2 separate regions of the Mus musculus genome follow, and region 1 is linked to region 2. A link is a loop called in an ENCODE intact Hi-C map of the cell type or tissue named here. Cell type or tissue: gastrocnemius. All regions are shown on one strand. Each heading gives the region's core, and the rest is flanking DNA. Links, peaks and the distances in the headings are about the cores only.

Evidence for each region. A loop is a pair of places that touch in the nucleus more often than their neighbours do. Peaks named below come from ENCODE experiments on the same cell type or tissue, not always from the same donor. Only the 100,000 strongest peaks of a DNase experiment are listed, where the experiment ranks them.
Region 1: a loop joins it to region 2, with 2.5 times the contacts of the local background. A loop is called at or near these places in 16 of 42 quality-filtered maps.

Annotation. Positions count from the first base shown.
Region 1 is chr1:195,016,506-195,031,334 of GRCm38, reverse strand. A330023F24Rik (RIKEN cDNA A330023F24 gene) reads right to left here and starts at 13,936. Exons shown (of 8, transcript NR_015566.2): 1 at 13,784-13,936; 2 at 12,395-12,734; 3 at 9,771-9,949; 4 at 9,540-9,647; 5 at 7,619-7,785; 6 at 6,929-7,038. In gastrocnemius, for the core only: a CTCF peak has its summit at 6,927; no DNase peak of the experiment used is centred there; H3K4me3 peaks cover 2,059 bases; H3K27ac peaks cover 4,019 bases.
Region 2 is chr1:194,968,777-194,983,605 of GRCm38, reverse strand. Gm16897 (predicted gene, 16897) reads left to right here and starts at 6,647. Exons shown (of 5, transcript NR_033564.1): 1 at 6,647-7,502; 2 at 8,588-8,752. In gastrocnemius, for the core only: CTCF peaks have their summits at 7,070 and 7,270; DNase peaks (open chromatin) are centred at 6,209, 6,628, 6,996, 7,265 and 2 more places; H3K4me3 peaks cover 2,612 bases; H3K27ac peaks cover 3,646 bases.

The sequences.
Region 1 (14,829 bases), core at 2,820-10,819, 49 kb before region 2:
CTAAGAAATGCAGGAGGGTAGGAAATAGAAAAGGAAGGAGGAAGAAAGTCAATAGTAAGTGTGAACTTGATACAACTCACTTAACCATTCCCAGCCTGTCGACACGTCCAGTCTTCTGATACTAAATATACAGCTAGTAATAACACAAAAAGACACAGGATTTTCTATACTTAATATAACATTCATTAAGCCATTAAGTAATTCACACTCTGGAGTTCTTCTAAGTAGTCCATCTTCTTGAACATACACCTAAGTCTTTAGCACCATAGACAATGCCTGTGACTATCAGAGCTGTGGATTTACTCCGAAACTCTTCTAAAAAACTCTTCTAGAAAATCTCATCTGATCTGGCTTTCTCTACCATCCACAATCCTTGTCAAGAGTCCTCTTCACTGGGAGGAATGACCCAGGATAGGGGTAGTAATGATACAAATACAGGAATAGAACAGATCTTCCCTGGAAGATATGAGTGACAGCATATACTTTCTCTACTTCTTGTATGAAAATTAAGAAAAATTACTAAACTCAGTGGCAGAAGTTCTCTCTGCAAAGGTAAATGGGTTATAGTTCCAGGCTCTACGCCTACATTGTCGCTCCTTGTCTTCAGCCTTAAGAATGGCAGAATCAAGGAGCCACTTTATATCCTAGTAACTTTGCCACACACAGTTTCAAAGAACTATAGCTTCAGAACTAGGCAGACCCGACAAAAGCAGATAATGTCTCCTCAGGAAGGTCTATCATCCATGGGGAACTCAGCAAAGTTACATGATATCTACATGAATTTCCCTCACAACTTTGGGTTGGATCCACTCTCTTTTGCATTCTCCAGGTGACTAGAAAGAACCAGCTCTAATACAGTACAAAGTAATAGAAGGCCGCTAAATGCATCCTTCACTAAAAGTGCTCCCATGTATCTGTTGTGAAGACAAACAGAGATTTGTTCAAGGAACACAGAGACAGAACACAGATTTTGCTGACCCCATCCAACCTCAATTGTCCTGAATGGAACACTCATGAAGTCTAACCCTTCATGCCTAAGTCCACGATAAGTAAAGGCAAGTACTTTTCTCTTTTCTTTTTTCTTTTCTTTTCTTTTCTTTTCTTTTCTTTTCTCTTTCCTTTCCTTTCCTTTCCTTTCCTTTCCTTTCCTTTCCTTTCCTTTCCTTTCCTTTCCTTTCCTTTCCTTTTCTCTCCTCTTCTCTTCTTTTCCTTTCCTTTCCTTCTCTTCTTTTTAAATTTATTTATTTTTTATTAGATATTTTCTTTATTTACATTTCAAATGTTATCCCCTTTCTAGTTTCCCCTCTGAAAATCCCCTATCTCCTCCCCCCTCCCCTGATCCTCAACCCACCCACTCCCATTCCTGGCCCTGGTATTCCCCTATCCTGGGGTATAGAATCTTCACAGGACCTAGGGCTTCTCCTCCCATTGATAACTGACTAGGCCATCCTCTGTTACATATACAGTTAGAGCCCCAAGTCCCACCATGTATTTTCTATGATTGGTGGTTTAGTCCCAGGGAGCTCTGGGGGTATGGTTAGTTCATATTGTTGTTCCTCCCATGGAGGTGCAAACCCCTTCAGCTCCTTGGGTACTTTCTCTAGCTCCTTCATTGGGGATCCTGTGACAAGCACTTTTCAATCCCTCTATCAGATCCCTGGGTCTATTAAAATAAAGGTCACTTAAAGGCTGAATAGCCAAGAGGTGATACAGCCTCAATGCCCTTAAAAGAATGAGGACTGTTTTCAGGACTCAAAGAAACCTAGGGCCCATCACTTCTCTCACCAGCATTTCATATACAGAAGAAACCCATTCTCCTATACTGATCATGAGGCAGGGGTTCTGAGCTGATGACAGTATTTCTAGCATCTAACTATGCAGTACATTAGACAGTGGTTCCAGTGGGTGATATATGTCAGTCAACAAACAGGTAACACAAACATGATACACTTGCTGAGAAAGCTCCTGGCATCCCTAACAAATAGGATGGGAAAACCTCAAAGATGCCACAGTGAGCAACACACAACACAAATATGCCAGAATTCACAGGGAAAACACTATGAAGATGTCAAAATGGCTTAAAAAGAAACCTCTCCAGGAACATGGGGAATGACTGGCATTCTAGCCAAGAAGTGCAAGCCAGATAGCACAAGAGCTCCTAGGAGTCAGAGAAGCAGTGGGAAGGAGAAGAAAGGCATTAGGAGCTTTCCATCCTCTCTCCAATGTGCAAAGTAGGAAGTGAAGATCTCAGAGATGCAGAACATTGTTAAAGACATCTAAGTTTCACTCCAACCCCTGGTCTAGCTGGAACAGGGGACATAGGTTATAAATTGAAGTTTGAAACTTCAAGTTCAAAGCAATGTGGTTCTGAGTGGGTTCTTCTTGGCTCAGTTCAATGATGACAGGACCAATGCTACCTCTCTTCTCAGTGTTGTGCAAAGACCCAGTGAACCAGCTAATGTGCAGAGATCTGTGTAGTAATTTTAAGGCTCTTTAAAGCTCCTTACATCCTTAAGATTGGTCTACATGTTCCCTGGCACAGGGGCGCCTACTCAGGCAGCTTTGGAGAATTTTTGTCACATTGTAGCTGGGTTAGAGTCTCAACCATACAAGAAAAAGAGGATAAATAAATGCGAAGTCCTCTTCCCACAAAGGCAGGCCTTGAACAGAATACCTTCCTTGAACATACATGGTCTCTCAATCTGAACCCTGCATAACAGCCAGCTCCCATATGTTTATCTCCTACTTGTCTCTAAGAGAGAACAGTGCCATATCCTTCCACCTGGTAAGTCCTCACCAGCTACCTCTACTCAGTTAACCCCTTCTCTTCACTGCCACCCACCCAAAACCCACTCCTACTACCCACTTAATGTCCATCACCAATTACCATTCAGACTAGTGCTAGAGTTCTTATTTGGAACTAAATTTGGTTGCTCTTAGGACTTCAAGATCCCTACTTTCTCTCTTTGCAAGTTGGGTTCATTTTCCTGACCCTGAGTTTCTAGCTAAACAAAACCTTCACAAATATTCAGGACAGGCCTAAGGAGCAAGATGAGTTGGAACCTCCAACAGGATCCTCATTCAAAACCTGTTTCATAGACAAAGTAAACTGAGGACATGGGCATGAACACAAAACAACATAAATCCATTTTCCCTGACTTGCTTCCCCATGCTATAACCTCCAAACACACACCTTTATCCCTATGCAGATTTTGATACCTTCAGCCAGTGACAGCTCCTATATTTTGAGTAGTCCCAAGTAGCAGTGTTAGGCCAAGGAGGAGGGAATTACATATGGCTCACCTTAATCACCTCTTCCCAGGTAAACAAGTTCTGAATCCTGAAGTTGAACACATGGAGCAGAAGCTCTCATGGCTTAGCACCAATGGCCTGCCTCAACCTCACAGAGAACACAATGTACACAAAGCGCCTAACTGCAGGTGATGTCTCCCAACCTGGTCCTGTCCATTCTCTGTAGAAACCATGTCCCAGAAAAGACTACTATTCAAATTAGCTTCCTGCAGGTACATACTGTCAGTGACTTAGCAAAGACCTGGCTGAATGTTCCTTGTGCTGCAGGGATGAGAGGTGTGGTGATTAGACTGAGGCACAAAAGCAGCTGATGCCTGATGAGGGCTAAAGAAGACAAAGGGCAGCTGTACCAAATGACTGGTGACTCAGAGTCTGACCTCTCCCCCCACCAATTCCTAACCTAGTACATGCTTTTACGAGCTACCAAGAATGTGTAAGGATTTGTTTAACTAGAGAAAAGAAGAGTTGGTATCCATATCAATTCTAACCTTGTGGAAGATAGTCCAACTAACATGGGCTTGGCTATCTGTCATCTGGGCCTCTTCTTTCCACTCTCCTCACTGTGATTTTCTTTGTGTTTTTTTTTTTTCTTTTGGAGGGGGAGGTGTTTGAGACAGGGTCTTAATCTAAGCTAGCCCAGGCCAGCTTAGAACTCAACTCTCCTACTTTAGCCTCCTGAGTGCTAACATGACAGAAATTAGTCACCATATTTTCAATGAGTGATGCCTTCCTCTTCCTTCACACACAATGTTATCTGTGGCTACTGTGTATTTTATGTTGCTACATTATGGACAATTTTATACCCACAGTACAAGAAGAAATCTAGTCTCAGGGCTCTGTACCTCCAGCTCCTAGTATATCCACCAATATCTAGAAGATATTTTTCATTTCCATGGACACCAAATAACATCTGCCACACATCCCCCCAAAAGGAATGTGGACAGTCTAACTGGGACATAGTTTGCTTATACTGTAGATTATATTGTTTCTTGGGGATGTTAATTCACAAAATGTCTTACTTTTAGCCCAAGGGTGAGGAGAAAACGTGGCTTTGGAATTAGAAGTGCTGAAGCAAACCTCAACATCACTCATCAATTGTGTGAGTTTGACTTAAGTCATTTAATAATTATACTTTAATAAAAATCAAAGGGAAATAATCTGTGTCACCAATGGTGAGAGGGCAGTCTCCTTTTCCATGGATGGAATATGGGGACCAAGATATCTGATCCCATCTCCTTGCCTCATTAGAGATTCATCTGGGCTCCATCCCACCTACAGCCTAGACATTTGAATATGTCTTCCCACATATCCAACCTCATGACTTGTTTCTTTTATCCAACCACAAAGAAATATGGCTCTATGAAGTTCCCTCCAACCTATTTCTATAGTCTATCCACATAGGTATCATTCCACAGCATCAAATTCTGCAGACTATGAGGCTTCAACAGTATTTTCTTGCTTATCAGCCTAAAAGCAGTTGGAAGGAACCAGCAAGGATCCAAACCAGTGTATACTTTTCTCATGGCCATTGATCAGATAAATTAAGGAAAACAAGAACCTCCCATAGATGGCAGGGTGACTAGGGCAGTATCTCTTACTTATCCTAAAGGCTGGCTATAATGTATAAAGAAATGACCTGTGAGAGTTCACATCCTCCTCTAAAGCTGCAGTACTGGGGATATACCCAACCCAGAGAATAGAGCCAAGATATCATTTGAACAATTCATAGCCCCAGTAAGAACAGGATTCAGTAGAACCCAGATGGTATGGCCCAAAAAGGGCTCTGAGTAAGGTACTTTGTATTCTACAGCTATGCTGTCTCAGCTTCAGTACCACAACTGTCTTCTAGAACTTAGAGACTCAGAGGTCAAGGAAAAAGTTCCAGGCATGCCTATATGCTACTCAAGGCATGCTAACTGCCATGACTACTTAACTGGCAACACACAATGCTGCCTGTCACACAACAGAAGCCAGGCGGAGGCTAGGAGCAAGGCAAAGCACATCTGGCTCTAGCACACCAGTGGGTATCATCTTGAACTAGGTTTATTCCTTTCTATCTCCCAGCTGCAGAGCTGATTGAACTCACCTCTTCATTTAAACATCAGTCCTTCTAACTCTCTGCTATCCCTCACACACTACTGAGGAAGTGACTGAACTTGATCAGCTCCTTGAAGTAACAGAAAACTTATCAAAACTGACTTTTCTTGGCAAGGACCTCAGAGGCTTGCCTTAAAGGGAAAAACAAGACAATTAAACATATGGGGTGAGATTCATTTGTCTTCCTTGAACAGTAGTAGGAGGAAGCAAGGAAGGAGAAACACATCTACATGGTGCCAGGAGAGTAGCTACATTAGATAGCTGGGATTGAGATCTCACAGGTACCTAGTAGAATTATCCAGGATAATTCCTTTTTCCTTAGACCCGAAATCTCTGGCTATTATTTAGTTCCCACTGGCCCTATTGGCTAAGAACACTGCCAGCAATGATGGACAGAGATTTTTGAATGTCACAGCAAGTACCTGCTGCTTTCTGATTTGTTTACAATGGGGTTGTCTTCCTACTTCTGAGGGACATCATCACTTTAACTCATCATTGCTGTTATTGTAAGGCAGAGAAAAAGCATACGCAACCCTGTTGAGTACCTGGAGGTACTTTGAAGACAATTGAAGACCTAAAGAAAAAATCCAAGTAGGAAAAAATTCAGAATCTAGTTACTGCTCAGCCCAGTATAAGCTATATCCCAGGCTTAGCCTAAGCCCCCTAAAGCTCAGTGTGTCCAGAGTAAGACAAATGCCCACTCTAAAAGGAAAGAGCATGTTTGCACCCTGGGCAGCTCCCAGGACCTCGGGGATGGTATGGGAATTACACCCCGAATAAGCTCAGGTTAGCTGTCAGTAGCCAAGGAGCTACCCTGTCTACAGTGCTGCCCAGATATTTTCCAAACATCTCATGGCCTAGCTAGTTGAGCAGGCTGCCTTTATCTTAGCACTCTGCTAGTCACCCATATACAGAAAAGCCAGGGGGACAATGGAAAGAAAAAGATAATTGTTGGAGGTTTGGAATGGTAAGGTTTAAGGGAATAGATCCAGGGAGCAGCCACACTCCACCTACCTTAGAGGCATGATCAGACCTTTTCTTTGTTGCTTCTCCTTTCTAATCAGCAGCTTGATATTAATCTACCCACAAGACCAGGCCCATGTTATATTAAAATATACTTGAGGTCAAGGAATCACACAAATTGGTGGCTCAACAGTACCTACAAGAAGGAAGACCATCTAACCTACTAGGCCCTACCACTGAACACCATGGGCTTTTATTTACTAACCACCTTCCTTCCCAAGACAATTAGCCCTTTCTGCCTTGCTTAATTAGGATGAAGGCAAAGAAGACAAGAGAAGGCAAAGAATAAATATAGCTGCTGGATCAATAGCTGAGAATATTTTCATTCATCCTAAAGAAAAAAACAAATGGAAGAACAGGCAGGGGTAGATGAAAACAGAGAGAGCAAAAGGTCCAAAGGAATGAGAAAAGGTCAAAAGATGTCTTTGAGCAGAGCAAATCAAGCAGGAAACAGAGGAGACACTGGAAGCTGGGGTTTGATGTAGGGCATAACCACCTTTGGCCACATGGAGTGCTCCAAGTCTTTCCTTCTCTATACATGGCATCCTACTGGCCCTCATCCCACCTCAGCAACCTCATCCAGCATGACTTTTCATCTTTCAGTACCTGAAACAGGAAAAAGAAGAGTAAGTATGGCAGACCCAAGCCTGATATGGAAATATACACCTTCCAGCCCTTGAAGATAACTCATTTTCCACACTGTAGTTATGATAGAAGTACTCTTCTCTCACAGGGAAGGGTAGACATGTCTGCTAAGATCTGCTTAGCTCAAGGCTATATATAGTTGAGGTTCCTACAGCCTAGAGATTTGGAGCTAGAACTTGGCAGATCTATGCCAGATGCTGGCAAGGACCATCCTTATGCAGCCAGCCAGCTAGAAGCCTCAGCACAAACTGGGCACAGTGAGTGCATCAGGGTCCTTCATGAGGCTATTAATTAACACTTCTCACCAAAGACATGTCTCCTGGATCCATTTTAGAGAAAACTGGCTTCTAAAGTATGAGTCTAAGGAAGATAGATATATTGTGGCCGAACACTGAATTGCAACATTTCCTTCTGAAAGACAAAGGGTGGGGCACATAGGAGAGGAAGAAAGAAGATATAGCAGTCCAGGATTATAAATACCTATCAAACTTTCACATTTGAAGGCAGAAAAGAACGTATAAAAATGAGGATGAACACTTACCCACAGAAAGAAGGGTGGTCAAGCAGGTCCTCTTTGCCGTTCCACAAAAATGTAGGCAAACTGCTCTAGCATGATGGCTTAGATGCACAAACACCATCCTCAGCTGAGCCTGTGTTGCCAAGAAATTGTCATCTACTTACAGATGGAGCTGTACTCTACAGAATTCTCTGTTAGGAAAAAGAGGAAGGGAGATCAGCTAGGCTCAGCATACAAAACCAATCAAGCAACAACTTGCAATTGGAGTTTTATGTAGCCCCTGGGACAATAGTCCTCTGCTGTGACAGATGCAAGATAATACTGGCCAGAGCAATGTGGAGAAGAACCAGTACCTATGGATACAAGTTCTGACCCAGGAGTGCCTATCTACCATGGCTTTGACAAGTGAACATGAGACAACAGAGTTCTCTGAAGCATGGTAGCTAGGCTTTCATCATACGCAAAGCTCAGAACCTAGAAGTATGGTCCCCAAGTTCCCAACTTCTACACTAATGCAGCCTTACTAGCCAAAATGCTCTCTACTCAGACACAAAATCTAAGGGCTTCAGACACTTTTGGTGGGTCTAGACTGTGGGTATAGACAGCTAGTTCTTATGCCTGCTCTTCTCTACTCTGCTGTGACCTCAGTCATATTTCCTGGCCACCATTTGTTCTCAGGCCCAAGAGATGCACCTCCAAGAAATACCAAATGAGTCATTTTAGGTGGCCCTTTGGGAGAGGAGGTGCTTTGGCGGCAAATGTCTACCTTAAAATTAGTGCTAGAAAATATAGGAATTAAAAATGGTTCCTGGCAAAAGTCTGGATGGAGGTGAGGGCCAGGATGTCTCCTATCCCCAAACTTAAATTGTTTGATCCTCACCCTAGACTGTGCCAAGGATGGCAGAGAGAAAAGGCAATAGTTTGTCCAGGATACAATTGCAATGAAGGTATGATAGGTATGGCAGGGGATCATGTGTCTTTAGTGCAATGCTGCAGGAAAAGCCTAGAACCCAGAGTTTCCATGATAATGTGCTAAAGGGGCAGGGAGAAGGTGTGGGGAGAACTCATTTTGGAGGAAATAAGGAAGATGAAAGGAAAAGAGTAAGCTCTGACATGCCAGCACAAGGAAAGGGGAAGCTGAGACTGGGGAGCTGCCTTCAGGTTAGGGCAAGTGAGGCAGACCACATCCAAGCTCAAAAGATGAAGGGTATTCAGGCATCATGCCTCCATTGGAGCATCTACTCCAGGAGACTATAGCGTCACTGTCATGGGGGGTCTTCTTGCCCACTCTTGGGAAGTAGGAGTTACCCTCAATAAGACCAACACGCCTATCACAGACAGATCCACTGAGAAATACCAAAGGGGTATCTGGCTCTGGAAATAAGTCTATCACTGAGGACCTGTGAGAAGAATTCTTTAAAACAAAAAAGAAAAAGAAGGAGGTGGGGGGTGGGGGAGAGAAGAAGAGAAAAGAAAAGGGCACTGTTTTCTAAGCTCACTAAATAATATAACCAGCCTTCTTGTCTCTAAATTCAAAATCCAAGGGTCTCAGGGCTCTTGTGAGGTGCCTCATGTCTCCCCATCTCTGAAGCCCAGCAGTGGCCTTCTCACTATCCCGCCTTCAGTAAAAATGACTGAAGTCAGAGAATCAGCCCAGAGCACCAATGAGCTGTTTTTATTGCTTTCATGTTGTCAGAATATTCTGGCTGTTCAGCTGAGAGCTCCATCTTCTGACTCCAGATACACTGAGTCATCTTCTAAAGAGGAAAAAAAGGAAACACACACACACACACACACACACATGGGGGGAGAGAGAGAGAGAGAGAGAGAGAGAGAGAGAGAGAGAGAGAGAGAGAGAGAGAGAGAGAGAGAGAGAGAGAGAGAGAACACAAGAAAACAAAGCAGCCGTCACCAGGGCCCAGATTGCCGTTGACAAAGGACTCACTGGCTGTTGTCACTCTCAGCTCCACAGTGCAGTATTGGGGATAAGGGGCATCAGGGTGCTCAGATTCTCCTCCCACAGGACTCAACAGCATCATGAAGCATACAGACACTGTTGAGATTCAGCAAGAAAACAAGCAAATCTACCATCAGAAGGCTCTCAGAAACACCCCTGCTTAACCCCTGTTCTGCCCCGACCATCACCTCATCCCTTCAGAAACAAAGGTGTACTCACTCTTGGTAGAATACCACCACTTTGTAGGCTTGAGGTCAAACTCCTGAGATATTCCTCTTTCTTCTTGCTGTGACAACTTGGAAGTATTTAATCCTCCCCTAATTTGCTGGTCACCTGCTATTCTCTCATTTTACATCCCCAATAAGTCTCCAGGCAGGGAAAGAGTGCTTGAGCCAAATCTACAAAGAACAGAAAATACGGTGGACATTCCTACAGAACAGGCTGCTAGGGATCTACTTCACAGGCTAAGGGCACTTAGGCAAGAAATAGGATGACCTGTCTAAAATCAGCCAACTGAGATTGGGGTATACGGACCTGGTATGAGTAGTCCAGTGTCTGTACCTATCTCAGTGACTGGGCTTACCCTCCCCTGCAGGTGTTCCTACCTACCCACCTCTGCCTGCTCTTCCAGGAGGAAGGCACACAAAACAACTGAGGTTTGTTCATTTCAGGTACAAAAAAATATATCATCTTGACTTAACCTGGCCATGAAGGAAAAGGACCAGCTGAATGACCTTACACAACTTTAGAGACTTACAATATTCCTAAAATAGCTATATTTGAGGGTGTCACCTTCTAAATAGTCACATTTGAGGGTGTCATCTTGGAAACATGGAAGAAAAAAGAATTTTGAAGGCTGGGGTTCTTGTCAGCCACAGGATTCTCCCTAAAGGGTTATGATAAAACAAAAACAAAAACAAAAACAAAAACAAACAAACAAACAAACAAACAACCCAAGTAGCATTCATGAGAAACATGGCATCCGGTATGAGGGGTTCTGAATAGGGATGCCTTCCTGCCCCTGGCTTCTTACTGGAGCACAAACTCTGATAGAGAATACACGGAAGCACACATAAAAAAAAATAGCATGAAAGGAAGGAGACTTGTAATAGTGGTTACAGGGATTTCTTCTTATAGGGTGCTCAGGGAGAGGTCCTTAAAGACAGTGGCCGTGCAACAGGTAGATCACAGGCATGGAAAATGGCCATATTGAAATTAGGGAGAAAAGAAACCCAGGGAAATATGGGTGGTCTGGTTTTTACCCGAGGAAGGCTTCTTGGGAAAGCTAAGGCCACTTGTAGTCAGCTCAGAGTACTTACCGAACAGGAGGAATTTCAAGCTGACAATGGGAAACCATTTTAAATCTCTGAGCAGGCAGACAAGATGGCCGCTATCCGCAGAAGGGTCTAGAAAGGGTTGGGCAGCAGGGAGCCTCACTAAAGAACAGCAATTAGAACTGTGGCCCTGGCAGGGGGCAAGGAGGAAAGGCAGGGTCATCTGACCAAATGCTGCTGCCTGCTGTGGACCTCAACCCATGTCTCCATATGGAGGCAGAGAGAGAGAGAGAGAGAGAGAGAGAGAGAGAGAGAGAGAGAGAGAGAGAGAGAGAGGGAGGGAGGGAGGGAGGGAGAGAGAAGAGAAGAGAAGAGAAGAGAAGAGGAGAGGAGAGACAGAGACAGAGACAAAGGGGCTATTTGAAAAACACAAACCACAAGTCTACCACATCTGAGATGAGCTCCTATGTCTGCTTTCACTCTCCTCCATCACTAGGCACATGATGGAACATCTCTGGTTTAGGCTGACTAGGGCAGGGAAGCCAAGTAGTCATACTCTGGTAAAGATGGGGTCCCCGGTCGTGGGACCCTGACCCAGAAGGCTTCCATTTAGACCTCCATCCAGTGCTGTGACCCAGCATGGAACCAGGCAGTTCTGCTTTCAGACCACCTTCATTGCAACAATCATAACTGCATCTATCTATACAGTGGCTGTATTCCTCTATCAGAGACCCCTTTTTAAATCCCCACCCACTCCTTAGAATTAGCACAGCAGGGCCAACCATGTAAAGGACAAGCAGATATGCCTTCAAAATGGCAGCCTCAAAGGAATCCAGAGTGTAAACCCAGCCAGGAAAAGGAAAGCTAGAGACAAGGAAAGGACACTGCCAACCCCCTCCCAAAAGGTTTTCACTCCTTCCCTTAAAAAAGTCCCTGCCCCCAAACTAGAAAGGATAAAAGGGAAAGGAAGACATTATCCCCACCTCTAAGCCAGGGACTACAGGTGACACAGGGTACTCAGAAGGACATTCTGGGGTCCATGTCCTCAGATGAGACAGCAGATCATTTCTGTGCTCAAACTTGGTCACTAAGTGGCTACCTCATTCAGGGAGGGAAACTCCCACTGTTCCCTAGCAGACCCTCAGCTGTGAGCCGCAAGGAGTGGGGAGGTAGAGTTGCAAAGGAGGCTTGAGAAGGCACAGGCCACCCTGAGTTATATAACAAGGAGGGAGGTGTTTGTCCCAGGCCAGAGACCCAGGGTGCAATGCGTTCTTGCTCTGGATGCGCAGTCATGGGTGGAGCCACTACGCATGGTGCAGGGCCAAGCAAACCCCCTCCCACAAATATGAGACCCATTACAAGGATAAGATGGGGTGCCAGAACTCTAATTTTCTAGTTTTCCCCCAGTACAAGACAGCTGCTGCCGCCCCAGTTTCATTCATCTCCTGGTTCCCTAGACTGACAAATCATTCTAAAGGGAGTCCTTCAAAGCCCTACCCACTTACTTTTTGAGAAACATCATAACAGCCAGTTTCCAAGCAATACTCTGAGGTTAGTCCCCATCCTTACCTTCCCAAGCACAAGGTAGCGTCAACTTCCAAAAGGCAGATTCTTCCAATAGTGGGCTCAGCTCAGAGCTGATTTGAGGACTTTTGGACGACCAGAGCATCAACGCAGATCTGTTCACTTGGGAGCAGCCCATTCAATAGGAAGCCCAGGGTAATGGCGACAGCAGCAGCAGTTCTGCCCTACCTTGCCCGATAGTTTCCAGGGGAGCCAAGAATTATTTTTGCCGCAACACTGAGGTGTGGCAGATTGGAAAATTCCCTTTTCTGACACCAAAGCAGAGGACAAATATTTTCTTCCAATTTGTTCAATCCTCTTCAAATCCATCTCCCCAGTCTCCTCCCTCCAAAAAAAAAAAAAAAAGTTTGAGGCATTTTAAGCTCTTCCTCATAGTTCCTGAAATTTAAAAAAAGGTAAAGGAAGACGCTTCAGTTGGGCAGTCTGAAGCAGGCAGACTCACCTACGCACACCCCTAAAAGAGATTTTAGAAGCTGCTGGGCTTCTCTCCCTCCCCTTTAAGCAAGTGAAATGCAAATTCAGATTTGATACTCTGTCCTTAGCCAATCAAAAAGAGGTTTTCACCTGCCATTGGCCCTCCCACCAATGAGAGGAAGTGTCTGAAATAAGAGCCCTCCCCTGGCCAATGGAAGGCCAGCTCAGTCACTTAGTTAATGATGCAGCAGTACAGGGAAGGCCATCACATGTGAACTGGAAGGGAGCCAACATGGAGACACAGAGAAAGCAAGGTAAACAACTTTCCAACGCCAAAAGGATGACATTTAATCTCTAAATGTTAGCTTCCCACCTAGACTCATCTTTAACCCTTCTGCTGGTCCCACAGATCCCAGGAGCTTCACTACCTGTCTCCACAGAGCTCCTAACAAGATGCAACAGTGACTGCGTCATCATTCCCCACTTTTCTCAACTACGCAGTGACAACCTCCCAGCATCACCCCACTTCTCTCAGCCCACACCCTACCCTATGCCGATGCTCTTCCACCACCCCAGATGCCCACAACTAGACGTTTTAATAAGAGAATGCCTGGAAAAACAGTCCCTCTTGCCTGCTTCTTGTCACTTCTCACTCTCTTCCTTTCCCATAAGCCTGCACAGATGGACACTGACACCCAAACAACCTGGAAAACCAGTCTCTCCATCCACCAACAGAAAACAGGGTAAAGGGTGAAAGGTTAAGTGGGAAGCCGGGGATGGTTCACTCCTCTCCTCTATCCTGGTCAGACTTAAATAGATGACACTAAGGGAGAAGAAATTAAAGTAAAAATAAAATAAAATAAACCTCCAAGGGAAAAAGACAGCAAAAGGCAAGAAAGAAGGTAAGAAAAACAGCACCCACATACCCTAGACATTGCCCTTATCACAAGAAATACATACGTGGAAGAAGTGGGTTACGCCATCAAGTCCTTAAGCCACACTGGACCACCAGTCGTCTCCTGCACAGTCCCAAATCCCTGTCCAGATACAAGGTGCCGCAGTCCTGAATGTTCCAGAATCCACTCTGATTAAGCCTTCCACTGCCACCCTACCAACTCTTGTACTCACTCCTGCCCCCACCCGTTCCCACGTACTCCCCATGGGAACTGCCTGTGCCACCTTGCGTGACATCTTAGCCTAGGCTACCCAGAGGCCTCTGGACACCCAACAGATTTCTGAACGCTTGGCAGAACCTGGTGCCCAGTGTTGCTATGACTTGTTTCTTGATTTTTCTCTCCGCTGCAGCACGGCTGCTGCTAGCAGACCTATCGACAGCTTGTATGCTCATGCTGGCTCTCTCTCTCCTTCTCTCTCTCTCCCCCCCTTCTCCTGTCTCCTCCCCCCTCTCTCTTCTATCCCTCTCTCTCCTCTGTCTCTCTCCCCTCTCCCCCTCCTCTCTCTCTCTCTCTCTCTCTCTCTCTCTCTCTCTCTCTCTCTCTCTCTCTCTCTCTCTCTCTCTCTCTCTGAGCGCTGTGACGCAGATCTAAATTCTCCAGTCTGCTCCTTGTGTTGCAGAAGCAGAACTGCAGCTTTCCCTCTGGAGAGGCAGAGGGCAGTGCCAAGGCTGGTCAAACAAGGAAAAAAAAAAGTTGGACCTACATTCTGTTTTCTTGGCCACACATTTTAGCCTGGTTTTTTTTTTTTTCCTTTCTTTCTTTCTTTTTCTTACCTAACAGCTCCGTAACACACAGGTCCCTATTTCTGCAGCCTTTCTTCTTCACTTTGAGATTCATGGGAATAAGACTAGCTTTAACTCTTTGAATGGCAGCTCCCAGGGCTCAAATCAACCAGGGCTGTCCTTAACTAAATATTGCATCATCTTTTCTTGAGCCATATGGGCTTCTCCTAGCCATAGGCTAAAATAGTCCTCACCATGAGACCACCATTTCATTAACTCTTTCTGTCACGACAAGTCCAAAATTATAATCATGGTGCCCAGACATTAT
Region 2 (14,829 bases), core at 4,109-12,108:
TTATATAGGGAAATATAAATTATATGAGCCTGAACTGTATTGGCAGATTAGGTTCCCACAGCAGCGTAGATGCTTATCAATGTACAGCTTCCACACAGAGCAGTTCACAGAGAACATGGACTGTCACCTGACCAGCTGGTAGAAGAAGCAAGAGCCTATCCCAACCCACAGCCAGCAAAGTCATGGAGCTATCCAAGTTGCTCTAATAAATATACCTGTACCACTGGGCACTTGCCAAGACCTTTACCAATGGGAAGAGCTTTTAAATGTTTTCATTTAGTCTCTCTGTCAATCCATTAGTCAAATAACCTCACCACTTTAACGATCAGGGCTACATACACTTAGGCCAGAATGTTAAACACAATAGCAAACCAGTGCCACTCTAAAAGGCAAGTTACAGGGCTATGCAAAGTTTGCAAGCGATGGAAACTGTACCAGGCTTCATCAGTCACAGGAAATGATGGCATGAGTCCAAGCATACCAGGCCCGAAAACATGGCAGATTTGGCAGCACCAAAGTGCCAGTCATAGGCATGTGGTACACAAAGAAAGCTGACAGTAGTTCTCAGTTTAAAATGTAGCATCCATGATGGTCAGGCTCTGACCATCTCTACACAGGTGTCTGTCCAAAGTCTGGCACAATGTCTGGCATAGAGAAGGCCTCGAGTAGTTACTAGCTGGGCTTGCTGTCACATACCTATGATTTCAGCACTAGATAGCCAATCTAGTCTATGTAGTAGGTTCCAAGCAAGCCAGGGCTACAAAGCAAGATCTTCTCCTGAAAGAAAAGAAGGGAAAGAGAAAGAAGAGAGAAGGGAAACAGAAGGGAGGGAGAAAGGGTTACTGAAGGAAATAATGAATAGCCAAGAAACCATAAGCACAGTAAGAATTGCAGTGTGTGAACGAAGCTCAGGAAAGCTACTCTGACAGTTGGGTGGGTGTAAAGGTAAGCAACTAAGCAAAGCTAAAATGCAGAACTACAAAGCAGATTCTTTATTAACAAGATATTCACAGTTATTAACTAAATGAAACATGGGTCCTGTTCATAGTATGACCTAAAACAACAGGATTTTATTTGTTTTTAAATGAAACCATCAGGAAAATTTAAATACCTACTATAAAACAGGTCATTTTTTTTAGGGATATCTTTGTTTATTTAAGGTGCAACAAACATGTTATATTCTTTTAAAAAAAGGTGAAGATATATACTAGAGTTTGTATACAAATGCTACCATCCTTAAGATGTGCTTTAACTCCAGGAAAGGAGGAAAGGAAAACGTGGAGATTTAAATGAGAATTTCTAGACCATATTCTGACTGCCTGTGGAAACACTGGGCAACAGAAACACACAGATTTATGACATTAACTCTACCTTTGTATATGGTAAAACAAATACTGTAAATACTTACAGAGAGCAGCCATATGCTGCTATGCATTTGCCCCACTAGAGAAAAATCATTGAGTAGTATCTTGGGACATACACTGGCAGTTTATCAATGGAGGCCTGCAGAACAGAGCTGTCTTTCCTCCGTCCCTGCCAGCTCATTCACAAGGTGACCAGCCTGGAAGTGCTTTGCCTTCCTGTGTTTACTTTACCTGTGCCACCAAAGCCTGGAATGAAGGAATCACAGGCTTCATATCTACTTTCATCCCGGTCCTCTGATACCTCACATTAGCTTCTCCTCTCCTCTCCAGGCCCTTTCCTTGCCACACTAGTTTTGCCTTCTTACTCCAGTCCTCTGCAGTAACTGATGATGCTAAGCCTCTGACCCACCATCCTCATAGGTCCACTGACCCTGGATTCTCTCATGCCCATTCTCTATCCTTTTCCTTAAATACCATCACATCACCAGAGTATACTAGAATATTAACTTTTCCCAAACATGCCACTCTTGCTGCTGAGTTCCTCTCTGTTTACCTATTCAGCTATTTTCTTCATATCTCCAAGGAAAACCAAATAAGGATGGGTCAGCCAATTAATTATCTGGATGCCTATTGTGTGCCAAATTCTGAATCCAGGACAAAGGTGACAGAAACAAACATGACAGATGAGGGCATCCTTTAAGCCATAAAATATACCACAAATGGTATAAAAATTGGTTCAACTGTCGATGAACCTCTAGACCAGACCATAAGTGCTTTATTTTCTTGTTTCCTCAGAACTTCATACACTGCCCAACAAAGATCCTTAATGAATATCCAGATGATAAAAGAAATAACTCAACTCAGTGTGTTTGTCTCAACAGTATTTAAACCTCTATAGTATAGGGTTATCCTAACTCTACAAATGAAAGAGAGTAGAGGTGTTTGATAAGGTCTTTTAAAGGAGGGGAAGATGAAGTTCCTGGAGCCAGTCTTATCATAATCAGCCAAAAGCAGCTCTGGGAGTTGTTAGCTACTATCTTTGTTCTTCTGGACTCTTTGTACCCTCTTTCTACTGACACCTTCTCCTTTCTCACTCCCCCCCCAACCCGCCCACTCCACTGTAATGGGGAAAAACCTACCCTTCTCATCCCTACTCATCTGAGCATGTGGTTTCCTCTTGCCACTGACATCTTTCAATTCCTACCCAGCCCTACACCAAACTTCTCCAGCTGTGGTGCTGCTGCTAGCTCACTGCAACAAATCTTAAGTCACTCCCATCCCCAGTCAGAGGATGGGAGTGATTTAAGACACCAGGCTGAGGACTATGTCAACAAGGGTTAGAAATCAGGGCTCTAGGAAGATGAAGTACAAGAATCAGCCTAGTGGTTGATTCCAGTCCCAGACAACTCCTCCTACAATTCCAAACCTAGGACTTGTCTTAAAAGTGTGGATGGACACCATGATCAGACAAGATACAGAGGCAACTTGTAGATAATATCTAGACTGGCATACTTGGGGACAAAGGGCAAAACAAAACTACCAGAATATATTCTGGAGGATACTAAAGAACCAATTAGTCTCCCTTCTTCGGTCCTAAGATTGGGTTTGGGTCATTCTTGCTTCTCTGCACAAACCTGAGAAGCAGGAACAACAACTTAAAATCAGGGCCACAACCCAGCTCTGCTTAGGAACTATATAGATAGACTCTAGGCCCTAAGATAGGGCAAGACACCTTCCAGTATCCAGAAAAAGGTATTAGAAAAAAAGAAGTTTCCCAGTACCGAATAATTCTATCTATTTTTTCTCTCATGAAGTTGCTGTAAATACACACAATCTTCAAGACCTTTGATGTCTGAACCAGTCCCAGCAATACCCTTCTCCCTGTCCCTCTCCCTATCCCTCTCTGTCTTGGAATTTGCTCTGTAGATCAGGCTAGCCTTGAACTCACAGGTATCCACCTGGCTCTGACTTCCAAGTGCTGGGATTCAAACCCTGGGTCACCAAAGCCCAGCTGGCAAATTTTTATCTTAAATGTCTTAAAAGGTGAGACAGCTTAAATATTTCAAGCTTGCAGGTCTATGGCTGTTGCAACTACTTAACCATGTCACTGTGGTAATACATAAGCAACAGACGTTTCTAATACCCAATAAAGTACAAGAATGGGCACCTGTTCTATAGGTCATAGTTTTGTTCACGGGGGCCTGCTTTTTTAGCATTTTATGTTTCAAAGAGGAACAGAGGCCACCATGTACCTATATACCACTACTGTGAGATCCCGGCCTCCATTTCTGCTACTTGCTGTACAAAGCACTGAAAAAGACCCAGACTGTTTACTCTAAAAACCTAGCTTGAATCAGAAACTTGAGCAAAAATGTAAATGGCTGTACACATCATTTTGGAGGGCTTCAAAGACAGAAAAACTAGATTCCTTATATTAGATGCTAAGACCTGGAAAGGAAAGCAGTGCATCTAGAATGGTGTAGCTGGCAAGGTTCACTGACTCTGTGCTTCTACTCTGCAAGTGATAGATAGAAGACAAGCATGTCAACAGCACACTGGCAGAGGCAAGAACCCATAACACTTTTTGGGCCTCTACTTTCCTAATGCTTTGATCCTTTAATCCAGTTCCTCAAGTTGTGATGACCTGCAATCATAATATTACTTCATTGCTATTTCTTAATTGTAATTTTGCTACTGTTATGCATCATAATGCAAATATCTATCTGTGTTTTACCATAGTCTCAGGTGACCCCAGTTAAAAGGTTGTTCTATCCCCAAAGGGGTTGTGACCCACAGGTTGAGAACTACTGCTCTAAGTAAACAGTATGACCAAGTAATGCAATATGGGAAGGCATGCATATGCATGTGTCAATTTTTCAGGTACTCCAACATGGCTACTAAAAAGAAAAAACATGTAAACAAATACCTTCATTTTAAAAATAGATAGGTCTGGTAGAAAATGTAGATGTTTGACAGAGTCTAAAGGGGTCTTGGGATAATAAACAAGAACAAGGCATACACATGTACCTTAAAGCTCGTCCTAGAACCTCTTCCCAGAACTAACTTCCATGTCAAACTCTGTATAGATTATAAATGTTTCTACACTTGATATTCCAACTTCATTCTAAAGATGCCGAAAAAGAAATCAAATGAGTCTCCCTTGAACAAGTTTGAATACTAACTTTCTTATTTCTACTAACCATTATGGCTCAAAATTTTAGCACCTTCCTTCCCCATGTTCTGTGCCCAAACCAAAATGGCCGTCTGACTTGCCTCTCCCTTCCATTTCCACAGGCTTCACTCTAACTCCCACAGTTTTGTATCTTGCCTGTCTTCTGTCTGTACCACCTTTCCCAGCCTTTCCCAGGCATATAATAATGCAGAATCTTAATCCATAAAGTCGTCCTCCGCCCGTGCATACAAACCTCTTCAAGGTCAAGGCTCACTGCTACCTCTGTGGCTTCCAAGATTCCAGAACCTCACCTAATTTAGGGGTGCAAAATAATTGCTCAATGAATGAACCCTGGCTTTAATTATGAGGCAAGTTGCTACTTCTCACAAACCTGAACCCAGAGGCCCTCTGCCATCTCACTTTCCCCTTTCCACCTGTCTACCATCCTGAAAACAACCTCTCAAGGAGCTGATCAATTCCTGACCCTCTCCATGTTCCTGTCATTGCTGCATCATATCTCTGCCCACGCCTGGCTAGCCCTGCCCTGTGATGACGTCCATGCCCTCCCCTCCCCCATCCTACCCCCCCCCCCCCCCCCCGTGTATTCAACTCCCACACAGCTGCCAACTGTAGAGCTTTAGGGAAGCAAGAGGACACAGGAAAGGGGGATATTATAAAAAATGGACAATGAAGGGCATAAAGGGGGGACGCTGGAGTCTTTGATCCCTAGGGACACCATCCTCCCAATGGGTAAGGTTGGCAGCACTTGAAAGAGCAGGAGGAGGAGGAGCCAGATTTTTCCACTGAAAGGAAAGCATGATTTTCACCACTGCTTCTGTTGCCCTGGTAACCAGGGACAGCCCAGTGGAGAGTACAGTAAAAGAACACCATGTTTATCTTTGCTGTCTGATCCACTTCCCTGTACACCCTTCCCTGGCTACCTCTTGTCCCCTAGGCCTGCTTCAAATGCCTTGTAATGCCAGCATCACTGTTCTAGTCTGCTGCTCAAAACCTCAAGGTCAGAACTAATCCTTATTATCAAGCACAATGTATGGATATGTTCCACATCTTGGAGTCATTCCACCATATCCACCTGCCATGCCGGGGAGAATGGCATCCACTTAACCAAACAACTCACTAGGCAGGATGAAATGGAGAAGACTGCCCAGTCAGCACCTTTCTTACTACTAGACTCCTGGGGTACACTGAGAACCTGCTTGGTCAAACCCTCCTGTTCCAGGATCAGAAGGAGCCTGTCTGGGGATGAGCTGGGAGAATAGCTCTATCCAAAAACTTCCACAGATCCTTTCTCCTACATGGAGATGGGCACCCTATCAGTGTGACCTCAGAACAGAGACAGAGCTATCACCATGGGAGATTATATAAGTGTTGCATAACATGGTGGCACCATTAGCACCAATGCAGTTATCCAATGCCACTGACAGGCCAGGAGTGGAAACCAGCCCAAGGGGCTGGCATACAATCCTCTTGCCACCAGTGCCAAAGAAACCCAGGCTCTTACTGCCTCAGCCCTGTCTATACCTGCTCCTTCCACCCCAGAAGACAGAAAGACTTCCCTGGCTCTTGCATTCTTCTTCCCCTTTTGGGTGGCAGATGGAGGCCACAACACCAACACCACCTGGCTAACAGCAGACTCTATACGACCTGGCAGGAGGGCATCCAGGAGTCTGGGAAAGGGAGGGGTAAGGTCTAGAGACCCCTCTATCCTGACACAACAAATGATGCAGCAGCAACAGGTTTGGCTGTGACAGCTGTCCTCTGCTCTGCCATTTGCTGTCTCTAAAAAACAAATTACGCTAAAAGGGGGAGGGGAGCAGGGCGGGGGAAGTGGACCATATTTGGCAAATGCTAACTAGGAAAGGGTCCAGAGTAAATTCACCCTGTTTCCCCATAGCCCCATTTTTCCTAAAGGAAAGCTAACCCACCACCTAGGAACTTTAACTGTAGCACGTAGAGCTGTCAACAACTCCGACCTATGCTGCTCCATCTCTGCTGCTGCCTAGGTTGCCAGAGCAGCTACCCCGAGGGCTTGCTCCTCCCCCAACTTGGCGGCGCAGGCGTTTGTGGCTAGTGGCTACGCAGGCGGGTCAGGGGCCCTGATGGCCAGTTCAGAGCTCCATTCAAGTCTCCCATCACCACTACCACACCCACGTTATTAATGGGAGGGTGTGGGACCGCAGAGAACCTGCCCGGTGGCATCCCCTCTGGCTGCACCTGCGTGTCCCAAGCTACGCCTTTCCTCACGCACCTCCGATCCTCTGAAGAGCTAGAAGGAGCAAGCTTCTACGTCTCGAATGCACTGCGCCGGTCCTTGCCCCTCAACCACCTGTCTCTGCTTCCCTTCCACGAAGCTTCTCCAAGTCGCCGCACCCCTGTTGCAGTACCACGCTCGCCGCCTACTGGGAAGCCGAGTCACGGGGCACCGTTCAGGTTCTTGCGCCCCGGTCTGCGGCCCCTCAGGCCTGCGCCGCCCAGGCCGCGATCCGCGCCCGCCCGCCTGTGAGGCAGCAGTGGAGGGGTAGGCGCGGCCGGATCCGGCAAGGAGAGGTCATGCGCGGCCGACCGGGCTTATCCCGTGCCGCAGCTCCTACCTGAGGCCGCCGGCTTCCGACGCTGCACAGCAATCGCGGCCCCAATGCGCGGCGACCCGCGGAGGCGCAACACTGCGGACTCCGCTTCGAGAGCTCCGCCCGCTCTTCCCACGCTCCGCGTCCGCGCCGCGCCACCCTGCGGCCAAGTTCGGCGTTGAGACTTCTGGGAACGCGGTCGCCGCCGCCCTTCTGTCTGAACTGCGGCAGAGGACCTAGCCAACTTCAGTTTCACCGCAAACAGGCCCGCCTTAGCCTGAGTGCTTCTTCAGAGCTGTCCAGATCCTCACTGGTCCTGGTTCCTCTGCCCTGTTCTTCCAAAGTTTCTCTCTCGCCACGCCTCTTATAAAGTAAAGGGTAAGAGATGTGGGTCGAGCTCAGGGAACCAAGGGCCTGTGTGGTGAGATTCCCAGATTATGCTTCTGTCAACCTGTAAGTTCTTGCTCAGGAGATGTTTTCTTGAGAGTTCTCTGACTTAGACCCTTTAGATAATTGGAGAAGAGCTGTCAACCCTCTCTCTTTCCAGAAAAATGCACACCCACACAGAAGCAGAGATTTGTATTCGGGGCATTTTGAAACTTCTCAGATTACCATAACCACCAACTTCAGACCTCTGTAGGTGTCCATGTCAGGCAAACCAGTTGGCAGTTTCTGAATCTGCCACCTTGCTGTCCTTTTGGGACATCTTCAACAGTCTCCGGGCCTATGTTTCTGACTAAAAACAAAACCAACCAACCAACCAACCAACCAACCAACCAACCAAACCTTTTTGTAATCCCAATGATGGGGAGTGGAGCGGGCTGGTTGCTGGCCAGTTTAGCAGAAACCTGAACTCAAGATTTAGTGAAAGATTCTGTCTTGAAAAATAAGATGGAAAGGACTAGAGGAAGATAAAGGGTCTCCACCCCCTCTTTAAAGGCTAACACATGAGCCTCTTGCTCCTTTATGATTTTCCAGCATCGCATTCATTCTGCTATTTAACCACTGTTAGATATACATGCACCTGTTGCTATTTCTGCAGTTGATTGTAAAGTCTTTTAAGATCAGTGTTTTGGAGCCGGGTGTCGAACGCCTTTAATCCCAGCACTCGGGAGGCAGAGGCTGGTGGATTTCCGAGTTCGAGGCCAGCCTGGTCTACAGAGTGAGTTCCAGGACAGCCAGGGCTATACAGAGAAACCCTGTCTCAAAAAACCAAACCAACCAAACAAACAAACAAAAATCAGTGTTTTCCTTCTGCAACTAAGGTAATTTACATGGTTACTTTATTTTTCCACAGTTTTAAATATTCCAAGTGAAGGAGTTCAGGGGAATAAAAAGCCCAGGGAGATACCCAGAGGAAACTATACTCTGGTTGCTCCAACACCAATATATATTCTCCCGTGGCTGGAAAACAAAGTCCTCAAGGTGGTGAAGTTAATCTCATTTCCTTCTCTTCTGGACAGAAGCAGCCTCGATTCATTGTTTGTTAGAGGGAGCTAGGATACGAGTTCATGCAGAATGCATCTGTAAAGCATCAAATGTTCTACCACTAGTGTCCATGAGTCCAATAAGGAGCGCCATCCCCTACCCATCATTGCACTTGATAGAAGAAACCACAATGCCATCAGGTATTTTTCACTTCCTACAAGTTGATCATCATGTTCTATGATTTTCCCTGGGAGATATATACAAACCAACCTATGACAGCCAACAAAACAGTTCTACTCAAGTTTAGCTCAGTGAACCAGTGAATGTATTGGGGTGCCTTCTAGGAACATGGATGACTGAAGGTAGCTGCATCACCTGAAAAGCCCACTCTCACCATGAGTGACAACTCATCAAATCTGCAACTGTGGAACTTCCTGCCCTATTTACAGACATCTTCTCTCCCCAGCTATTGTTATTACTGCTTATATAACCTTAGGGAGGGACCTGTAGCTTGTAAATTTCAGGAGCTTCTTGAGACTTTGAACCCTTGTAAATTTAGTTTGCTTCCTGAATCTTAAGAAGATTGCCTCCAGGAGAACATGTTTCAGTAAGGAAGCAACTCTACAGTACATCATATCTATACTCTTCTTTTAAAATCAAATCTCAGAGGTCCTCTTCCTCTCTATTCTCCTCATCAGGACCATTATTTCTTTTCTGAATTTCCATATTTGTCTCCAGCCCACCTACACTTCCTGCTTTCAGCCTCACCAGGCTCAGACCCAAACCCACATCTGCTGTGGCTTGTATGTGTGTCCTCTTAAAAATTATTTTCAAATCTAGAGGGCCAATGTAACAGTATTTGGAGTTAAAACCTTTGGGATGTAGTTAGGCCATAAAAGTGAAGCTCCTGTGAATGGAATCGATGTCTTTAAAGAAGGGGCATTTGCAGGGTACAAGCTGCACACAAATGCAATCTCAGTACTTTAGAGTCACAGCAGGAACATCATGAGTTTCTGAACAACCTAGGTTACATATCTAAAAATAAATAAATAAATAAAAGAATGCACCTGGGAACTTCCTCATTCTTACTGCATTCTGCCACTTGAAAAAAAGCACCAAGAAGACAAGATAAACAACTGTAAAAATAGAGGTTGACCTTCACCAGAGGCAAACTTCCCAGCCACCTTGATCTTGGGCTCCTCAGCTTCTGGGAATATAAGAAACAGGCACCCGTTGTGTAATCTATCCAGCCAATGGTTTTCTATTATAGTTCAGACAAAAGACAACAAACATTCCAGGCTGAACAATTTCAAAAAATATCAATCACTCTTGTACTTAAAACTATGTGAGATCCTGTAGTGGTTTGAAAGAAAATGCCCTCCATAGCCTCACAGGGAATAACACTACTAAAAGGTCTGGCCTTGTTGAAGTAGGTATGACTTTGGTGGAGGAAGTGTGTTACTAGTGGATGAGCTTCAAGGTCTCAGAAGCTCAAAACTAGGCCTAGTGGCTCACAGTCTTTTCCCTGCTGCCTACAGATTTAGATGTACAACTCTCAACTACTTCAGCACCATGTCTGCTTGCAAGATGCCTTGCTTCCCACCATGATAATAATGGACTAAACCTCTGAACTGTAAGCCACCCCCAATTAACTGTTTTCTTTTGTAAGAGTTGCTGTGGTCATGGTGTCTCTTCACAGCAACTGAAACCCTAAAACAGTGCTAAACCCCTTCACCAGGCTCATTAGTCCTCAACGATCTGTCCTTAATTGTATCTTCACATGTACACATGCACACTCATGCACGAGTACACTTTTCTTTCATTGCATGCTTTAAAACAGTAGCCTTTCCATTCAGTAGTGAACACTCTCCCTGCTACATCCTACTCAACTTCAGCTATCCCTTTTGTGTTCTCTTGCTTCTCTGTTCTGAGTCCATTCTCTTTTATGACATTAGCTGCTGCTAATCAATACTGCTGTTTGCTTCTGTGGCATCTGCTTTCCCTGCCATAGTGAGACCTCTGCACTAAGATTCTCTAGGACAAGAACAATACCTGATATTGGATAGAAGAATGCACATTACTATTAAGTAAAAGGTAGACTATAACACACATACCCTTTAAGAGACTCTGGGGCAAATATAGTAGTACTCTGAAATGTGGTAAGAGCAGGCTTTATTATTATTATTTATTAGATATTTTCTTTATATACATTTCAAATGCTATCCTGAAAGTTCCCTATACCTTCCCTCCGCCCTGTTCCCCTACCCACCCACTCCTGCTTCTTGGCCCTGGCATTCCCCTGTATCGGGGCGTATAAAGTTTGCAATACCAAGGGGCCTCTCTTTCCAGTGATGGCCGACTAGGCCATCTTCAAGACCAGGCTTTTGTTGTTGTTGTTGTTGTTGTTGTTCTGATTAATTCTGTTTACTTGTTTTTGTCTTTTGATATAATGTCTTGTTATATAGGCAAAGCAGACTTCAAACTCATAATCCTCCTGTCTCAGTCTTCAGAGTGCTAAGAATACAAGTGTTTGACACCTGGCAGAAGGATACATTTTAAATACTAGAATTGCTTACTGTTTTCAAATGATTTTTAATCTGACTCTTCAATTTTCTTAACTGAAAAAGGGATGATAGCACTCAGTATTGCTTTTAGATGTATGTGGTGGTACTTTATAATTTGAAAATACTCTCCATCTATGTATTAGTTATGTAATATCACTTCACTTGATCCTCACGGTAACATTTTCACTTGTCAGCTGACATTTTTCAATTTGCATTTTAGGAAACTGAAGTAGAGCAATGGAACACGATTTGTCGTAGGTTACCTAGCTAGTCACCAGGCAACAGAAACTTGAGGATGGGTTCCAAGTCTAGGTATTCTCTACCACCGCCAACCACCCCATCTGCTCCTTCATTCCAGCTCCAGAGGAGAGAGCAATGTTAAGACACACATGTCACAGACAGGGAAACACAGAACTGGTGTAAAAGGCAGTTTGGGAAAAGTTAATCAGAATAGGAAGAAATGGACTAAAGACTCAGTGACCTTGAGGCTAATTCTATATATTCAAATCTTCGTCCCTTTTTGTACTCTAAAGGATAACTTCATCTTTGTATGTCACTGGACCCATTCAGGCTCCAAGATTACCAGAAGCTGGAGTCTATTTACTCCATATTTACAATTCTGCTCATTACCAAACAGTTATCAAACTCTTACTAAATGTTTTGTTTTGAATTGTAGATGTCTGGCCAAATTTACCTCTCCAAGCCTCAATTTTTCCATTCTGCAAAATGGGATTGATAATATTCCAGCACATAGCTGTTATGAGAGTTAAGCAAGATGATAAAACAGATGTTGGAAACACCTGCTCCAACATCCCACCCTGTGTCAGATGATTTTCATGTTCATCAGATGTCTGTTTAGTAACTCAGCAAAGGATAGATGGTGCTTAGGAACTTGAAAAGCACAGAAGGAGTACGAAGGCAGTGGTTCTCTCCTACTATCTCTTTCGTAGAGATGGAAACAGCTTTAAGGCTCAGGGGTTTTGGGACTGTCTAACAGTGACTTATGAGTTATATCAGGTAATGTCAGCTACATTGATGGCTGTTGCCTGAAGCCACAAAAATATGTTATGCCAAAAGCATTTTTTTTCATATAAACTCAGGTTATCTCTATGTATCCCAGTTTGGCCCCAAACTTGTAGTCCTCCTGCCTCAGCCTCCAAACTATTAGGCTTTGGGGCATGTATTACCATACTCTCCCATAGAAGAAATTTGATAAGATGCTTTTTCAAGACCTTAGTGGGTAGGAAGCCACAACCAGTGAGTACCAAGACAGAAGAAGAAGGAGAAGAAGAAGAAGGGGGACGAGGAGGAGGAGGAGGAGGAGGAGGAGGAGGAGGAGGAGGAGGAGGAGGAGAAGAAGAAGAAGAAGAAGAAGAAGAAGAAGAAGAAGAAGAAGAAGAAGAAGAAGAAGAAGAAAAAGAAAGAGGAAAAGAAAAAGAAAAAGAAAAAGAAAAAGAAAAAGAAAAAGAAAAAGAAAAAGAAAAAGAAAAAGAAAGAAAAAGAATGTGGGAAGCCATTCCTGACTCCCTGGCCAGCCCAGATAGAAATCTGTGCCAGGCAGTAAACAAGCCCATATTTGGTGGATGGCTCGCCCTTAATCCCTGATTGGCTGAGCAAGCCTGCCTGGTGAGGTGATGTGACTTGTGGTGATTGGTTGAGGCATGGTTGTGGCTTGAGTGGATAAAAACGCTTGTACCCCGAGGCGCGGGGGATTTGAAGAGAGAAGCTGCCTGAGTAAACTACATTAAGAAGAACAGTTTTAACTGCATTAAGAAGTTGCATTTTCCTTGCTGGTTGAGTTGGACGCAACAAGTGGTGCTGAAACCCGGGACCCGACTCCCCCACCGAAGAGGTTCAGAACTTTCTGCAGTCAGGGTCTGTCAACAGGATAAGTACGGTAAGTAACTCACCATATGGTAAAGAGATAATAAGGCTCTCGGTAAAGAGACAATAAGGCTCTCGGTAAGAGACAATAAAGCTCTCCGGGTCTGGAGACGAGAAAGTGGAAGTAAGAGGGTAATGAAAGTAAGAGGGTAATAGGGACAGTCTATGGATTACTTTCTTTTTCTAGCCATTTGGGTAATTTTTCTTACTGCCTTTTGGTTTAAGGACTGGCCAAAAGGATGGTCGATTCAGGAGTCAGAACAAATATTACAAGACCTGGGCTATGCAAAGAGCCCAGACATAAGTGCCAGGATGCTCCCTTGGAAAGATAAGGAAGGGCATGATGGGAATGTTTCAACCATATGTGTTTGAGCTACCCATTACCTTATGGGGTAGGGATTTGTTAAAAATAGTGTCCTATTTAGGAGCAAGGTTCGCTCCTACGGCCGTTTGGCCTCAAAAGATACAATTGAGGGTTGATTCCTTGCATACTTTAAATGATTTTCAGAAATTATTAGGCGATATCAATTGGATTCGGCCCTATTTGAAGATCCCAAATGTTAAATTAAAACCTCTGTTTCAAATTTTAGAAGGAGACTCAGAGTTAAGTTCCAAAAGGGAATTAACACCTGAGGCTAGAAAGGCCCTTGCCCTAGTGGAAGAAGAATTGATTAAAGCCCAGCTTCAGCATTGTAGAGAAGGGTTACCCATCATTTTGATAATATTACCTACTGAGATGCAACCCACAGGATTATTGTGACAAGAAGGCCCATTGTTATGGATCCATTCCAAAATATCCGCTGAGAGGACATTAGATCATTACCCTACAACAGTGGCTTCTTTAGCCTTGTTGGGAATTCAGCATTGTTTACAATTTTTTGGTATAAAACCCAGCTCCATTGTAATCCCTTATGATGGGTATCAGCAAAAGGTCCTAACAGCCAATATTGATGAGTGGGCTATTTTAGCCTGTATTAATGAGGGCCCATTTGATAATCATTATCCCAAACATCCGTTAATGACCTTTTTTAAGGATCATTCAGTCATTTTCCCTCAAGTGGTGAGGAAAACACCCATTAAGGATGCAGTTAACGTGTTTACTGATGGATCAAAAACCGGATGTGGAGTATATATGGTAGGGGGGAAAGATCCTGTGGTCAGGCAGTATTATCCCTGTACTCCACAGATGGTGGAATTACAAATAGTTATTGAGATCATTAAGGACTGTGATTTTCCTTTTAATCTAATTTCAGATTCACAATATGTAGTTAATTTAGTTTTATCCCTAAAAGTGGCTGGCCAAATAAAAGCTCGTAGTACCATCTAAGCCTTGGCCTTACAATTACAGAAGTTGCTGTGGGAAAGACACCAACCATTATATATTGGACATGTCCGTGCCCATAGTGGGCTTCCAGTACCCTTAAGTAGGGGAAATGATATTGTGGATAATTGTACTCGTATGGAGTTCATATTTTTAGCATCCCCTATGGAGTTAGCCTCACAATTTCATTCTAAATTTCATGTTAATGCTAAAACTCTGCAGAGAAAATTTGGAATCTCTAGAGCACAAGCTCGGGATGAAGTCACTACCTGTGGACGTCACCTTGAGTTTCAACACCCACCTTCTTATGGAGTGAATCCTAGAGGATTGCTCCCTCTACAGGTATGGCAGATGGATGTGACACATTTTTCAGAATTTGGCAAATTGAAATACGTTCATGTATCCATTGATACATGTTCAGGAATAGTTTATGCATCTCCCATGGCAGGGGAAAAGGCCTCCAATGTTATACAGCATTGTTTGGAGGCCTGGGCAGCTTGGGGTAAGC